2 separate regions of the Homo sapiens genome follow, and region 1 is linked to region 2. The links are chromatin loops, found by intact Hi-C in ENCODE. Cell type or tissue: PC-9. All regions are shown on one strand. Links, peaks and the distances in the headings refer to the core of each region. The heading gives the core; the rest is flanking DNA.

Region 1 (2,925 bases), core at 286-2,785, 100 kb before region 2:
CCGCGTTCTGAGTCGCCTCCTCAACAATCTGGACCTCAAGTGCTTTAAGGGCAACAGCAGGGGACGCGGCACTGGCTTTCAGCATTGCAACTGCCTCACTGTGACTTAAATTGGTCAAATCAATGCCGTTGATATTTAGCAACACATCACCTGTTCAGATGAAGAAACAAGAAAAATGAGCTGAGCCACTGAGTTTTCACCTGCAAATCTTGTTGTTTATAAACTAAGCAACAAAAGTTAGTTCCCCCAACTCTGATGAGATAAGGTATAATAATAAATGGCATTTATTATTTCTTTGTAATTTTTATAATATTGAGAAGAAACCCAATACACAGAAAACATTCCATAATTTTAAAATAATGTCATAATACATAGAAAAAAGTGTGGCCTGAGGCACCTTGACATGATTGGAAGTTCGAATCATCAGTCTGAGTTTAGCTGTGTACAGGCCCTGGGCAGGTTCATTTCTCTTCTTAAGAGTTTCAGAGATTTCTACAATTCTGTCCAATCAAAAATCACTTGATCCTTTGCCCTTAGAAATAAATCTTTAATGTATTCTGCTTTATATTTACACAGTTCTATACATAAGGACAGCCCTGTATAGTTTATTCAGGGCAAACATCAGAATATGTACAAAGAAGCTATCCCTGGGCCCACATGAAGAAATGAAACTTGCGGTTTGAATGTCTTCCCTGTTTCAGGAAGAAAAGAACTGTTGCTCTGCTAAGTAATATAATAAAAAATGGCAATGAGGATTATATCAAAGGTTAGGAAAGGATTAGTTTTGTAGGAAGCAGACATTTGTGCTACAAAGTCTACAGAAATTTATCTCTCCCAATTTATCATCAGTTTTTCAGATTATTAAAGCAAATCATTCTCATTGTAGAAAATTTAGAAAACACAATAAAAGAACAAAAAGGAAATAAAATTACCCCAATACTACAACTGGACAAATAACCTTTACTTAATAGCAGCTTGAGAAATAATTCACATACTATTCAATTCACCCATTTAAAGAACATAATTTTATGGTTTTAATATATTCACAGTTGTGCAATCATCACTACAGTAATTTTGAGAACATTTTAATCACTCCCTCTATACCCATCATTTCCCTTCCCCAACCCTAAGCAACTACTAATCTACTTTCTGTCTCTACAGATTTGCCTCTTCTGAACATTTCATGTAAATGGAATCATACATGGTCTTTTATATCTAGCTTCTTTTACTTGCATAATATTTTCAGGGTTCATCCTTGTAATTTGTGCCAGTACTTCAGTCCTTTTCATGGCCAAATCATATTTTGCTGTATGGGTAGACCACATTCCATTGATCCATTCCTCAGCTGATGGACATTTGAGTGGTTTCCACTTTCTGGCTATTGTGAATAATGCTGCTATGAACACTGGTATACAAGTTTTCGTATGAACAGCTGTTTTCATTTCTCTAGAAGTGGAATTGCTGGTCATATGGAAACTATATGAGGAATCAGTTTAACTCTTTGAGGAACTACCAAACCGTTTTCCAAAAACAGTTGTACCACTTTATATTCCCACCAGCAATTAATGAGGGTTTCCACTGCTCCACATCCTTGCCAGTGTTTGTTATTGGCTGTCTTTTTCATTATTGTCATCCTACTGGTTGTGAAGTAGTATCTTACTGTGGTTTTGATTTGTGTTTGAGACAGGATCTCACTCTGATGCTAGGCTGGAGTACAGTGGCATGATCTCAGCTCACTGTAGCCTTGACCTCTGGAGCTCAGGTGATCCTCCCACCTCAGCTCCTAACTGGGATTACTACAGATTCACACCACCACAGCTAGCTAATTTTTGTATTTTTTGTAGAGACAAGGTTGTGCCATATTGCCCAGACTGTTCTCAAACTCCTGGGCTCAAGCGATCCACCTGCCTTGGCCTCCCAAAGTGGTGAGATTACAGGCGTGAGCCACCACACCCAGCCTGAGCATCTTTTCATGGGAAAACTGGCCATTTATTTATCTTCTTTAGAGAAATGTCTATTCAGATTCTTTCCTCATCTTTATGTTGTGTTTTCTGTCTTTTTAATTAGAGTTGTAAGAATATATATTCTAGACACAAGTCATTTGTCATATATATAATTTGCAAATGTTTTTCCCATTCTGTGGGTTATTTTTTCATTTGCTTGGTTGTATTCTTTGTAGCACAAAAGTTTGCAGTTTTAAAGTCCAGTCTGTCTATATTTTCTTCTGTTGCTTTTGCTTTTAGTGTCATATCTAAGAAACTACTGCCTAATCCAAGGTCATGAGGATTTACATTTGTGTTTTCTTCTAAGAATTTCAGCTCTTATATTTAGATCTTGCATCCATTATGATTTAATTTGTGTTTATGGTGTGAGGTAGGGGTTCAACTTCATTCCTGGAAAAATAGGTTTTCAGAGTCACTTTTCTTACCTTATATACAAACTAAGTCAATGGAGACTGCTATTTTTACCATGGCAATAGTGGCTAGCTGCAACCCCCATCTATGCAAATTATATAGCATTGATAGGGAATATGAAATGGCAAATGCATTTATCCCTAAAATTAATTTTGTCTTCTGCTCCACCTCCTCTCTGAGTCCCCTTCTACACAGACACTTTATTAAAAGAAACATTTTTCAGTGAGATGGCCCTTTGGAGTATCTAAGTCTGTTGTAATGCTAGAGGATCTTTTCCCAAGATAAAATAATCTAAGAGTCTGAGTAACTGTTAGCAAATTCTGGAACTGTCATCAAGGTTCAGCAACTTTCCTTTATATAAGGCATTTTTCTAACCTCATAGAATGACTTTATGCTTCCATATGCAAGGGACAGTTTAAAGAACTTAAAAAAGTCATGTTTAATAGATACTTTGTAGATATTCTTTATTTTTTTAAATGTGCATTTAATTCAGAAATAAGATGTGGTAAAA
Region 2 (2,925 bases), core at 198-2,697:
GTAACCCTCTACCAGGGGCTCTGTTACAGTAATATATAACAAATATGTCTTCTATTTATCACTTTTTAACAGAGTTTTTTTAATTAGAAAATAATCTGGAGAGGTTTTTAAAAATACAGATCTCCAGCCAGGCGCTGTGGCTCACACCAGTAATCCTAGCACTTTGGGAGGCCGAGGCAGGTGGATTGCCCGAGCTCAGGAGTTCAAGAGCAGCCTGGGCAACACAGTGAAACCCCATCTCTACTAAAATACAAAAAATCAGCTGGGCATGGTGGCGCCTGTGTTCCCAGTTACTCAGGAGGCTGAGGCAGGAGAATCACTTGAACCTAGGAGGCGGAGGTTGCAGTGAGCCAAGATTGCGCCACTGCACTCCAGCCTGGGCGACGGAGCAAGACTCCATCTCAAAAAAATAAAAAATGAATAAAAAATAAAAATACACATCTCCTTCCCTGCCTCACTCTAGGGCATTCTGATAGAGAAGTCTAAGATCGGTCCTACAGGTTTTTTGTTTGTTTGTTAGTTTTTTAAGCTTACTAGAAGATCTCATCAATCAAGTTTGGGAAGCACTGCTCTGAACAATTGAGCAAGTCAATCCCATAGAAGACTTCACTTCATTAAAAATAAAAAGTTTATCTGCATTTTTCTCTATCTCTCTCATAATGTTCACATTTTGATTCTTGATCTGTGTTGCTCTGGAAGCAGGAATCTCTGGGTACTTGCTTATTCCAGGGGCAACTGTTTTTTCCTAGCCAGAGTTCAGTCCAGCAGTTCAGCACACCCAAACAGATATGGGCTATGAAAGGAGGTCTGGACCCATGACAACCGTGGCTTGCTTCTACTCACTAGTGCTGGGACAAAGGGCACCTGCCCTTCATCTGCTCGTTCTGGAAGATCACCTGGTTTCCATTTATTTAAATAAGTGTATGTGAGAAACTTTTAACCACTAGTCATTAGTTCTCAAATTTATCTGCACATTTGGAATCACCTGGAAAGCTTCAAAAAATACTGATGCCTGTGCCCCACTATCAGTGATTATGAACTTGGGGTGTGGCCTGGGCTTTGGAGTTTTAAAGAGCTACCCGGGTGATTCTAAAGTGAACACAAATTTGAAAAACATTTTACTAGTCCCTTTTGTTTTATTAAAAAGAATGATACCAGCCTGCTCTGCAGAATCCAGAACAATCCTACACCTCGGCCAGAGGCAGACAGCTCCTCTGCACTGAAATAGCACTTAGGTAGCCTGGCCAGGTGTTCAGCCACAAGAGTCCCAAGACCCATCGCTGTGGAGTGGACTTCTTGGACAGTTCTTAAAAGAGTAGCAATCTGTTGTTCACTAGTGGCCATGGCCTGTTTTTTTCTAAGTATCTAGAAGACCTTTTATTTGCTTTAAAATTTAAAATAGAACTAGAGTGAGTGGTATTATTTTTTTCATTTTGGATATTCCATAAGAAATAGATGGTTGAGCAGTTGCCAGAGAGAGATTGCTGATCTAAAGAAAATGCAAGTGGGATGCCATTTTTTATTTTATAAAGAAAGAGACCATTTGGTGCTATATTCTTCCTTGGATGTATTTCAGCAAAAGAATCTCTTTAGAAGCTGTTGTTGACAGATGCTTTAGGAGAAGCTGAAATATTGGCTCATATGACTTCCTTTTAGTCAACATAAAGGAATTTATAAGCATAAATTTCAGAAATTTGCCCAGCTTCATTGTCTACAAAGCTGTTTTAATTCTGGTCACATTCACTTTAGCTTATCTACTGCCCAATATAATTTCTGAGTCTAGTGCCTGTGGAACTTCAGCCTTATACTTGGAAAAGCTTATATTTTGGCAAAATAAATCCTAAAGGTTGAATTGAGAGAAAATGATTCTTGAGTTCTCTTAACCCAATTGTTTTAAGGGGAATGACTTTTTTTTATGCTTTTCTGTTTGGATTGAGAGTCAATCTAGAGATATGGAAGGAAGTCACCCATCTTGTTCTTCCAGTTTATGTCATCAACTGTTGATTATTGGAAACTAAATAATTTCTCCAGTCTTTATCCAGACATGTGTTTATTTATTTATATAAATATTCACAGGGCACCAGCAGGTATGTTAAGAGGCTGATCATGGACAGCAGTAAAGAAGACTCACTTTCCTGGCCTTAAAGTTTTTAATCCCCTGGTGGATACAGAAACAAGCATCAAGTGATCACAGTGTGGCATGCCACACTGACTGTGTTAGAACCAATGAGGAGGGGAGCAAGGGCTCACATCTCAGACGATTCGTGGAGGAGGCTCTTGGCAATATTTTCAGGCCACAGAGATCCAAAGCCTTTATACGTATAGAACATGAAACCCAAAGAGTTTTCCTAAAGCCCTGGCTAGCGAATTGCTGATGGGACTATAACTTTGCTTTCCTATCTGTCACTTAACACTCCTTGTATGGCATCACTTCTCTCTGTGGATTATTGTCTGATAACATGCTGAAATGCCAATGCTTACTGCCCCTGCTTCCCACATTCCTTTCATATCCAGTTATGAAAGTGAATGAGAGAGCCCTGAATGTGTTACTGTTAGAGCACATATCTATGTAAATGATTTGCGTTGCTGAGGGAGCTGGAGGCCGAGGATTATAGCCTTGCAAACTGTCTCAGTGTGTTACTATTCACGTATCTGCTTCTGAACTTTGACTTCCCCTACCTTCTGTTCCTCTTGGTAGTCTCCAAAGACAGAGACACATAAACAGATAGCTTGGTATGTATCTTTGCTACAGTGCTTAGCATAATGCGTTGCATATCTCAGGTGTATATATATATATATATATACACACACATACACACACACACATACATATACAGACAAACACATGTCAATGATTTTTTATTACTTTTAGGTACAATGTTGGAGACAGTCATTGAACACCCACTGTGAGCCTCAGGACTGTTG

What was found. A loop is a pair of places that touch in the nucleus more often than their neighbours do. Peaks named below come from ENCODE experiments on the same cell type or tissue, not always from the same donor. Only the 100,000 strongest peaks of a DNase experiment are listed, where the experiment ranks them.
Region 1: it touches region 2 in a loop (2.1-fold over the local background); 2 of 110 quality-filtered maps call a loop at or near these places.

Annotation. Positions count from the first base shown.
Region 1 is chr13:27,553,290-27,556,214 of GRCh38, forward strand. It overlaps LNX2 (ligand of numb-protein X 2), which reads right to left. Exons shown (of 10, transcript NM_153371.4): 8 at 1-150. Among named protein-coding and RNA genes, the nearest start is that of LNX2, 66 kb to the right of the region's middle. In PC-9, for the core only: no CTCF peak of the experiment used is centred there; no DNase peak of the experiment used is centred there.
Region 2 is chr13:27,657,123-27,660,047 of GRCh38, forward strand. It overlaps a transcript of POLR1D not described here. Among named protein-coding and RNA genes, the nearest start is that of POLR1D, 37 kb to the left of the region's middle. In PC-9, for the core only: no CTCF peak of the experiment used is centred there; a DNase peak (open chromatin) is centred at 1,669; H3K4me3 peaks cover 512 bases; H3K27ac peaks cover 1,433 bases.